2 separate regions of the Mus musculus genome follow, and region 2 is linked to region 1. Evidence: chromatin loops called from intact Hi-C (ENCODE). Cell type or tissue: heart. All regions are shown on one strand. Each heading gives the region's core, and the rest is flanking DNA. Links, peaks and the distances in the headings are about the cores only. Region 1 overlaps Otud5 (OTU domain containing 5). Region 2 holds the start of Hdac6 (histone deacetylase 6).

Evidence for each region. Hi-C counts contacts between places; a loop is a spot of excess contacts. Peaks named below come from ENCODE experiments on the same cell type or tissue, not always from the same donor. Only the 100,000 strongest peaks of a DNase experiment are listed, where the experiment ranks them.
Region 2: it touches region 1 in a loop (2.9-fold over the local background); 2 of 42 quality-filtered maps call a loop at or near these places.

The regions. Positions count from the first base shown.
Region 1 is chrX:7,851,676-7,857,049 of GRCm38, reverse strand. Otud5 (OTU domain containing 5) reads right to left here. Exons shown (of 9, transcript NM_138604.3): 2 at 653-746. Among named protein-coding and RNA genes, the nearest start is that of Otud5, 13 kb to the right of the region's middle. In heart, for the core only: a CTCF peak has its summit at 2,269 (motif pointing left); no DNase peak of the experiment used is centred there.
Region 2 is chrX:7,945,488-7,950,861 of GRCm38, reverse strand. It overlaps Hdac6 (histone deacetylase 6), which reads left to right and starts at 2,973. Exons shown (of 29, transcript NM_001130416.1): 1 at 2,973-3,212; 2 at 3,618-3,737; 3 at 3,831-3,959; 4 at 4,111-4,199. The coding sequence starts at 3,648. Gm39488 (a long non-coding RNA gene) reads right to left here and starts at 2,717. Exons shown (of 4, transcript XR_878039.3): 1 at 2,255-2,717. It also overlaps the pseudogene Psmb6-ps. In heart, for the core only: no CTCF peak of the experiment used is centred there; a DNase peak (open chromatin) is centred at 2,881; H3K4me3 peaks cover 1,908 bases; H3K27ac peaks cover 1,765 bases.

The sequences.
Region 1 (5,374 bases), core at 58-5,057:
ATTATATACACAAGCATAAACACAGGCACTAAATATGCACCATCCGCAATATACGATACCAGAGAAACACCAAAGTGACAATATGATACAGTTAATCCACACACAAAATCCTGACTCTACATACTTTTGTATAACCTTAGACTAGTCACTCCCCACTTCTGAGACATTTTTCAGTCTCACGTTCACCTGGACTTGGGGTTAATAAAAGGGTTTCCACACCAGGTGGTGGTGCACACCTTTAATCCCAGCACTCAGAAGGCACAGGCAGGCAGATCTCAGAGTTCCAGGCCAGCCTGGTCTACAGAGCAAATTCCAGGACAGGGAGGGCTACACAGAGAAAACACTGACTTGAAAACTAACCAACCAACCGACCACCTACCTAACTGACAGAATAAGTGGGTTTCCTGGAATCTTGGCAGAGCAGTATGTCAACAGTGGTGTCCCTTTATCACTACAATTGCTGTTATCATTACTCATTTAACACAATCCAACACCAGAGGCCAAACGTTAACAAGAGCTCCGCGCCTGTTTATCCTAAAATATCAAGCAGTTACCTCTGCCACAATCCTGTCTCAAGGACTGCTACTGACTACTAGGACACAGCTCAGAAGCCTTAAGCCCCTCAGCCCTCAAAACCAAGATAGAGACTCACCTACAGCCCGAAATAGACAGGCACCGTCCTCCTTCATCTGCTTGATGATGAAGCCTTTCTTGTCCCGCAAGGCCTTTTCAAACCAGTGTTCCTGCTGGAGGAAAAAGTAGGAAGATCAGCAACAGGGAAGCCCATACCCTTCTCCAGGTGCTGCCTTCAAGTTCCTGAGAAGACCAGGTGATTGGCCAAAAGGATACTGGAAAGTTCACAGCCCTTCTTGACTACTCTGTGACTACAAAGCAGGAGACTTAAGTCTATGGACAAGGACAAGACAATCCCAGGGAGGCCCCAGATTCCCTGAAAACAGAAACTTCATCTACTTTCAGAGCCCTGCTCTCAATCTTGCAAGACCTGGCCCAGGCAGCCAGGGACCTAGACCTCATAAGTTCCTAGATGGAGAATGTGGTGTTCTAGTAAAAAGTTTCCCGGGCTGGAGAGATGGTTCAGTGCTTCAGAGCACTGACTGTTCTTCCAAAGGTCCTGAGTTCAACAATGTACTCACATATATAAATTAAATAAATAAATATAAACATAAATATGTATGTGTATATGTATATATGTGTGTATATGTATGATATATATATATATATATATATATATATCACAAAATTGAAAAAAAAGTAGACAATAAAATATAATCCCTAGCCGGGCAATGGTGGCACACACCTTTAATCCCAGCACTTGAGAGGCAGAGGCAGGTGGATTTCTGAGTTCGAGGCTAGCCTGGTCTACAGAGTGAGTTCCAGGACAGCTACAGCTATACAGATAAACCCTGTCTCAAAAAACAAACAAATATATATATAATCCCTAGGGGCTACAGAGATGGCTCAGCAGTCAAAAGCCCTGACTGCTCTTCCAGAGGTCCTGAGTTCAATTCCCAGCAACCTCATGGTGGCTCACAACCATCTGTAATGGGATCAGATGCCCTCTTCTGATGCGTCTGAAGACAGCAATGGTATACTCACATACAGAAGATAAAGATATACAATTATCTGAAATTCCAAATCTCTAAATGCTTTGAACATCAAAAGACCTGAAAAAATACAAAGCCCGACGTGGTGGCGCACGCCTTTAATCCCAGCACTTGGGAGGCAGAGGCAGGAGGATTTCTGAGTTCGAGGCCAGCCTGGTTTACAAAGTGAGTTCCAGGACAGCCAGGGCTATAAAGAGAAACCCTGTCTCAAAAAACAAACAAACAACCCCCCCCAAAAAAAAAGAATAAAGAAAAAAAGAAAGAAAGAAAGAAATACAGAAAACTCAAAGTCTTCATCTAATTCATGTCCCATCATAACCTAAACAGAATATACCAAATACCCTACTTGAGGGTGAAGGCTCAAACATTTTCCCACAGAAACATTTAGGCACTTGATCATGAGGTGCTTCTTCAGCCTGTTAAAGTATTATATAATATAAAGTATAAACACCAGGAAATTGAAATTCTGAGTAGTTCCTAAAATTCAAATCACATTTGATTCCAAAGTGTTTGGTTAATCAACATATACAAACTCATACTTCTAGATTAAAATAATAATAATAATGACCTTGACAACTTAAAACATTTCCATTTCAAAAGGAGGCAGAAGCAGATCTTTCTCAGGCCTCTCACGCCATCTGCTGGCTGCCAGAAGCAGACAGCTTGACCTAGCAACACAGCTGCACTACAAAATAGGAAGCCCTGTTCCTAGGAACTTATAGGCTCCCTGCTAAAGTTGATCACAAAGGGCCATTTTTGTACCCCACTACAGGAAATGGGTAGAAAAACCAGAGTAGGCATAGTGTCCGGAGGTCTAAACCCAGCCAGCTCCATCACTGCAGTGTTTTCTGGTTGTAGGGAAGCTGCCTAAACTCATACCAGTTACAAACTGAGAAGCATTTGGTCTTCTCAACACATCTGCCAAGAGAGCAGGAGGTTGGCTCTGTAATAGCCTATACTGGTGAGGTGGTCACTAAACATAAAAGAGGAAAAGACCAACAAAAAGCGATGTACAAGGGCTGGAGAGATGGCTCAGTGGTTGAGACTGCTGACTGCTCTTCCAGAGGTCCCGAGTTCAACTCCCAGCAACAACATGGTGGCTCACAACCATCTGTAATGGGATCTGATGCTCTCTGCTGGTGTGTCTGAAGACAGCAACAGTGTACTCATATACATTAAATGAATAAATAAATCTTTGTGTGTGTGTGTGTGTGTGTGTGTGAGAGAGAGAGAGAGAGAGAGAGAGAGAGAGAGAGAGATACAAACCTGGCATGGTAGGGCATGCTTTTAATTCCAGCACTGGTGGGGGGCAGAGATGAGGCCAGCTCCCCCCCCCAAAAAAAGAGATGATGTCCACTCAAGAAGTCCTAGGTGAGTGTCTAGAAAGAGGATGAACATAGACAAAGGAAAACCTAGCCAGCCCCACCCTCTGGGGCCACTACATCAGGAAGGTGTCGCGTCATTTGCAGAGATGACAAATATACCTGTAAGCCTTTAATGTGCTTCCCTGGGTAGCACAAACCCATCTGTGCACAACCTTCCAGCAGCACGGGTGCTCATCCTGCCCTGGAGGCTGTGCACTGTCATAGAAGTTCATCGTTTGCCCACATTTTTAGCCATCTCCAAGACTCACAAGGCCTAGCCTGTCAAGGGGTGCCCAGAAAAGAAACTTTTTTTTTTTTTTTTTTTTTTGGTTTTCCGAGACAGGGTTTCTCTGTATAGCCCTGGCTGTCCTGGAACTTACTTTGTAGACCAGGCTGGCCTCCAACTCAGAAATCCGCCTGCCTCTGCCTCAGAAAAGAAACTTTTAACCATAGCCCCATACCTTAAAATAGGGAGAGTTAAAGGGGGGAGAACAGCATTCTCCAAGGTAGATGAGGAAGATAGAAGGGATACAAAGAGAAAAAGAGGGGGCCTAGTTCTCATCTCACAAAATAGGAGTCATTCTGGGATGGACAATGAAGACAGAAAAATGAATCAGACTTCCGTCTCTACCCTGGTAAACTTTGAAGGGAAGGGTACAGAAATACGCAGTGATGACGTACAGTTTGAGTGGGGCTGCAAAACAAATGAATGCTCCCTTGCTTTTGTGAAGCAGGAAGAGACCTTACCCTGACATTAAAGCTGGCACTTGAGCAAAGGATCAAAACTTGCTTGATAAGTGGATAAGAAATAAAGTCATTTCTGTCACCAAGCACCAGAGATGCTCAAAGCCTGGCAATGTGTATAGGAGAGCAAAGACGCAAGCAAAACTAGGCAGCTAAGCAGGGAAAAGCCAGAAAGGATGAACTCATATTAGCTGAGTGCTTTGTCCTATGCCAGGTGCCAGATACAAAAGTGACCTCATTTCATTGTCCTCACTGCAACCCAAGTGGCAGGAAGCAGCATTACCCACACTTTACAAAGGCAGAAAGGAGCTGCAGTCAGGGTAGTAGCAAAGCCTAGTAGTAGAGACACAGCACATGATGTACCATGAGCGGTGACACATGCCTGGTAGCAAGTCCTGGAGGAGTTCTGATGTGCCTAAAAATAAAGGAAGTCTGACTAGACAGACCTTTTGCACAAATAGAGTGTGGGTCCTACGATAACTATGGCATCTAGGCCTGCATCTAGAGGATGTATCACTAAGCATCCACTGGCCTTCGTATCACAGTTTGAAAACCTAGAGCTCTAGCTTTCTTCCTCTCTCACTTTGGGAAGAAGATGTTTAGGAAGTGCTAGAAGGCTGGAGAACAGTCCAACAATCTGTAGATGTATTCTGTATTGGTGTCCTGACCCGAGAAGATCAAGTCTCAATCCTGAACTTTACATGTTCAAGACCAATCCTGGAGCAGAGTCTCTCTCCCCATCTCTAAGCCTTAGCAAAAGGACTAGACAAAGCTCTCTGATACCATAGTATCCCAGGAGTTAAGACAGGACCCTGTTTAAAAGCTGGTTTAACAACGTAAAAGCCACCAGGCGGTGGTGGTGCACGCCTTTAATCCCAACACTCCGGAGGCAGAGGCAAAACTTGAATTTCTGAGTTCGAGGCCAGCCTGGTCTACAGAGTGAGTTCCAGGACAGCCAGGGCTATACAGAGAAACCCTATCTTGAAAAACCAAAAACAAACAAACAAACAAAAACACCTAAAAGCCTAAGAGAAGTTAGAATAGGCTATGGAACCACTGATTTAGGTTTCAATGCAGTTCTACCAAATAAAAGCCAAGTGATGAACTGCTTTGAGCCATAGTGTTCCAATCTGTGAAATGGGAATATACACTTCCTAGTACGTGGGATACTAGGCAGTACTTTGTCCAGTAGAGTGAAGGGGAGGAGATGAGACAAGGTCTATGTAGCCCTGGCTGTCTTTGAACTCACTATATAGACCAGGCTGGCCTCAAACTACTAGAGATCTGCCTGCCGAGAGTGCTGGGATTAAAGGAGTACCTTATCAGTTTGTAACTACATCTTTCCAAAGTGCTATCAAGCCAACTACTTCCGGCTGGTGGAAAACATGGTAAGACCAGTGCATATACCTAACCCAGCAGCAGGACATCTCTTAATGAGTTCCCATTCCCTCCCGATCTGGATTAGACTGAATAATGTCCACCTGAAAATATCAGACCTAATGCCTAAAACCTGTATGTGTTTTTAAAAGGGTTTTGCAGAAGTGACTGGAACACTGGAGTCTAGGCACAATCTCAGGTGTGGATGTTAATTTTTGGGGGCGGGTGTGTTACGAGACAGGGTTTCTCTGTGTAGCCCTGGCT
Region 2 (5,374 bases), core at 52-5,051, 94 kb before region 1:
CCGCCTTAGCTGTTCGTGGAGCGGGATCTGCAGTGGTCTTTGGGCCTGAGGCTCTCACCCCAGACTGGGAAAACTGAGAAGTCTCCACAGGGACCATGATCATGGCTTTGTAATTTAATGGAGGCGTGGTTCTAGGAGCAGACTCCAGAATAACACTGGGTTTTACATCGCCAATCGAGTGACTGACAAGCTGACCCCTATTTATGATTACATCTGCTGCTGCTCAGGCTCAGCAGCTGATACCGGAGCAGTAGCAGATGCTGTCAGTTACCAGCTTGGTTTCCACAGTATTGAACTGAACAATTCTCCACTAGTACACATGGCTGCCAGGCTCTTTAAGGAGATGTGTTACCGGTGCAGAGAAGATCTGATGGCAGGAATCATCATTGTAGGCTGGGACCCTCAAGAAGGAGGGCAGGTGTCCTCTGTACCCATGAAGGGTATGATGGTAAGACAATCTTTTGCCACCGGAGCCTCCGGAAGCTCATACATCTATGACTATGTTGGTGCTATCCATCCTGAAGGCACGACCAAGGACGAATGTCTGCAGTTCACTGCCAATGCTCTCTCTTTGGCTAGAAAACACGAAGGCTCCAGTGGAGGAGTTATCCGCTTGGCAACCATTCAAGGATCAGGGGTAGAGCGGCAGGTGCTTTGAGGAGACCAGATCCCCAAGTTTACCACTGCCACTTTGTCACCTCCCTGAAGCCTAGATGCAAAAGCTAATAAACAGTGTTAAAGAAAAAAATAAGTAAACAAATATAATTTTTAAAACAAATGGTTGGCTGGGTGGTGGTGGCGCATGCCTTTAACCCCAGCACTTGGGAGGGAGAGGCAGGCAGATTTCTGAGTTCGAGGCCAGCCTGGTCTACAAAGTGAGTTCCAGGACAGCCAGGGATATACAGAAAAACCCTGTCTCAAAAACAAACAAACAAACAACAAAAAATACCAAACAAACAAACAAAAAACCCCAAATGGTTGTTAAGCTGGGCAGTGCTGGCACATTCCTTTAATCCCAGCACTTGAGAGGCAGAGGCAGGTGAATTTCTGAGTTCGAGGCCAGCCTGGTCTATAAAGTGAGTTCCAGGACAGCCAGGGATATACAAAGAAACCCTGTCTCAAAAAAAAAAAAAAAAAAAAAAAAAAAAAAAAAAAAACCAACCAACCAAACAAACAAAAAAACCAAATGGTTATTAAGCTGGGCAGTGCTGGCACATTCCTTTAATCCCAGCACTCGGGAGGCAGAGGCAGGTGGATTTCTGAGTTCAAGGCCAGCCTGGTCTACAGAGTGAGTTCCAGGACAGCCAGGGCTACACAGAGAAACCCTGTCTCGAAAATCCAAAAAGAAAAACCAAAACAAACAAAAAACCCAAATGACTGTTGCTGTTTTGTTTGTTTGTTTAAGAAAGATTAACTGGGCACAGTGTTGCCCAGCTGCTCAGAAAGCTGAGACATGAAGATCCCTTGAGGCCAGAAGTTCTAAGCAGCCTGGACATGAAAGCAAGGTCATTTTTAAAAGAAAGGAAGTGTATCATAAAGATTAGATGTGGATGCAAAGCCTAAGCTATTTGCAATCTTAGCTTTTATAAGGTTTACTGAGCCCCGTTGTGCAGGAACCGTCTCTATTGTTCGGCTGGCGGGCATCACCATCCTAGAATGTTTTTAGGTATTATTATTATTTTCTTTAGTGTGTGTAGATTTAGATAGCCCGTGCTGAGAACATGTTCTGTGCTGAGAACATGGAGGACTGAAACTGGCATTTGCAAGAGGTTCAGAGGGTCTGGCTGCTGGAGTATGGAACTGTCAATCTATTTGCTAGTCAGTGATGCAGAACTCCAGATGGATTCTTTCTGGTCTCTGCCAACAGGTCCTTAGGAAACGATGTCCTTGACATGGGGAGATCAGGACAACTCGGCCACCTGTGGGATTTATACTTAGAAGGGATGGCCATCTCAAAGAGTCACAGGGACAATTTTCCTTCCTCGGTCCACCACATGCTGTAAGTTTGATGACTCGGTGGAGGGGGACAGGTAGGCTGAGCTCCCATTCAGGAGACACTGTCCTTCGAAAGTCCATTCTGGCCTTGGTACTAGCATCTCAATTTTCCAGGTAAGGAAACAGGACAGAACTGTGACCTGTCCAAGATCTAAATCTAAGTCCCCGTGTGTGTAGTCTACAGAGCAGCTTTACAATGCAAACTACCTCACGAAAGTCGGGCTTTCTGACATAGTGAGCAGCCCCACCCCTGCCTCACCTCGTAGAGACTCCTTCCAGTCCCCATTTCCGCTGCAGAACATTAATAGCTAACATTTGGGGATGCTTCTTGAATACCATCGCAGTGGCCACCAGCTCAGAAACTTATCAGCATTTACTATCACGCTCATTTTGGCTGCCACCAGCCAAAGTCTATTATTAGCGTTTATCTCCAACTAGTCACCCGCAGGCGCGAGTTACGTCAACGCCAAAAGCAGCTCGGGAATCTAGCTTCTTTGATTTGTTCTCGAATCACTGCACAACACAACTGATGTGGATCCGTAGGTCTCCTAGGATGACTAGCCTGGACTTGAGACTGGCAGCCATAGCCAGTCAGAACGACCGCAGCGGCGAATGCGGGGGTGGGGTGTGCGTGCGTGTGTGTGGGGAGGGGTGGTAGCGCTAGGGGCAGATCCGGGTCTCGAACTAGGGAGTAGCACCCCACGCAGGCGCAGTATGATCAGTTTCCATGGCCAAGCTCGCGAGAGGTGTGGTTTGCGCCTGAAGCGTTGTGGGCGGACTGAATCCATGTTGGGGGCTGGACGTGGGCGGGCAAATGAAAAAGCTCAGCCCAATGGAAAAGAAGGGATCAGGTGCCCGGGGCCACACAGGTCGCCGGGAATTTGGCGGCGTGAGCCTAGGGCGGAGTTTGAAAAGGAGGCAGAGCTCAGTGAGTAGGGACGGAAGGATTGGCCAGCGTCGGTGGCTGGGCGGGAGATGGGCGGAGGCTTGGAAGGGGCTGAGGGAGCCTGGTTAAACGGTAGGCGTCTGGGAAGGGGGTGGGGTCTGAAGGATTCTGATCGAAAGGGGCAGTCCTCGGAGCAGCGGGGCACGGGGAAAGCTCGGGGCGAGATCTGCGCGAGTGGAAGGCGCTGGTTCGGCCCTGCAGGAGGTGGAGTTGAGTGAGTCTTTAAAGGTGCTGCCGAGGCCGCGGCAGCCCGGTCTGGCGGACTAGAAAGGTGGGTGATTTTTCTGGGGAAATAGGCTGAAGCGGGCAGGTTGCAGAAGCCAAGCGTTCCGGGCGCAGATTAGAGGTATGAAAGGATGTGGGAAGTGGATGGGGGGGGGGCGGTGATTGGGTAGGGCAGGCCTAAGAAGAGCCTGATTGAGCCTGGGGTTACCTCGTTTAGTGAATAGGCAAAATGAGGAAAGAGAATCGGATAAAAGCAGCGAGGTCCAGGGGGACCGGACAGGACCAGGTTTCCTCTAGCAGAAGATGGCCTGGGGGGTGGGGGCGGTTTAGAAGGCTCGGGAATGGACCCGGTGAAGGCTGCGATCTAGACTAGGGGGCGGGGCCGAGGAAGGGACAGGGATGTGGGGTCCTCTGGACACTCCAGCTGCCTCACCAACTACACCTTTGCTAGAGCCTTTCCAGGAGCTGAGGCTCTTCAGCCATGACCTCCACCGGCCAAGATTCTTCTACTAGACAGCGAAAGAGTAGGCACAATCCCCAGTCACCCCTTCAGGAATCCAGCGCCACCTTGGTGAGGCCCCAGACCTGCCCTGATGGGGGGGGGGGGTGGAGGGTGAAGCCAGCCAGCCATGTCCAGACTCTGATTTTTCTGTCTGATTGGCAGAAGCGTGGTGGAAAGAAGTGTGCTGTACCCCACTCCAGCCCCAATCTAGCGGAGGTAAAGAAGAAAGGCAAAATGAAGAAGCTGAGCCAACCAGCTGAAGAGGACCTAGTTGTGGGGCTTCAAGGGCTGGTGAGAGAGACCTGGCTGCAACTTGGCCTTCTTTACCAAACAAAACAGTGATTCCCCCCCCTCCCCCCCCCCATCCAGGACCGATGGTATGAAGTGTTTTCTCTGATTGTAGTCCAGAGTGAATCTGGGTTTCTTTTCTTTGCCCCTGCAGGATCTGAACCCTGAGACAAGAGTGCCAGTTGGTACTGGATTGGTGTTTGATGAACAACTAAATGACTTCCATTGCCTTTGGGATGACAGGTGGGTGAGGCTGGCACCTCCAAATGATCCCCAAACTAGAACATTTCCACAAGTGCCCCTTTCTTCTCACAAACAAGAGTGAATTTTTGCTGCTTCTAGCCTGTAGTCTGGAAGCAGGTGATTTAGGGAGATGGGGATCATTCTTGAAAGATTTCTCTGTTAAGCCAATAAACAGTTATCAAGAGTCTCCTGTGTGCCGAGACTTAGTGATAGATGTGAGCAATAGAAAAGTCCCTTCTCCGCTGGCCGGTGAGTGTGCAGGGAGATCATTAAACCCCCAACAGCGGTATAAACTGTTCAATGAAGACCAAATGACTGGGCACTCCAGGTCTCTGTAGCCTAGGCAGCCTGGAACTCACTATGTAGTCTATGTCAGCCTCAAACCTTTGATAAGCCTCCTGTCTTAGCCTCTCGAGTGCTCAGATTTCCCAAACGAGCCACTACACTTGGCTAGACGTTAGATTGTTAGAGGGTCCTCGCCTAACTAGCAGGAGCCGTCCTTGAGAAGGAGACATGTATGCTGAAAAAACCTCTTATTTGCGCTCTACTTCTTAAAGAAATCTGTTTATTCTTTTTGGCCCTATCTTTAAAATAGATTCGCTATCTGACTTCTTCCCCCTGGTCCCCTGCTTCCAGCCTTCGCATTAAAGCCTAAAAAATACATTTGAGATGACGTTTCCTTCCTTTCTTAAAATACTTCAAGGCCAGAACTTTGCTCTTAAGGTAAAGTCGGCATTCTTTAGACTGGCCTCTAAGGTTGCACAGGATTTGGCCTTTGTGACCTGTTCAGCCAGGCCTCTCCTCACGAGCTCCAGGTCACTTAACGCACGCTGGCCACCTTCTCGTCTTTCAGTGTGCCAGTCACCCTCTCGCCTTGGGTCTTTACCCTTGACTGATTCCTCTTTGAACTTTCACAACTATGGAGACTCACAGAAGCCTTTGACTGGCCACTACCTCTCTCACATCTGTTCTTAGCTATTTTACTAGCCTCTGCCATTGTCTGTTAATCATTACACTGATATTTGCAAATATAGTAGCCGTCTTCCCCCATCCCGACCTAAAACTAACTCATGATGTCAAGAGGCTTTCTTTATGGTACATTTGTTGAGGCTATAGCCGTAAACAAAGCTGCCTTCAAAAGTAACCAAGAGGTGACCTCTCCAGTGTTAGAGTGG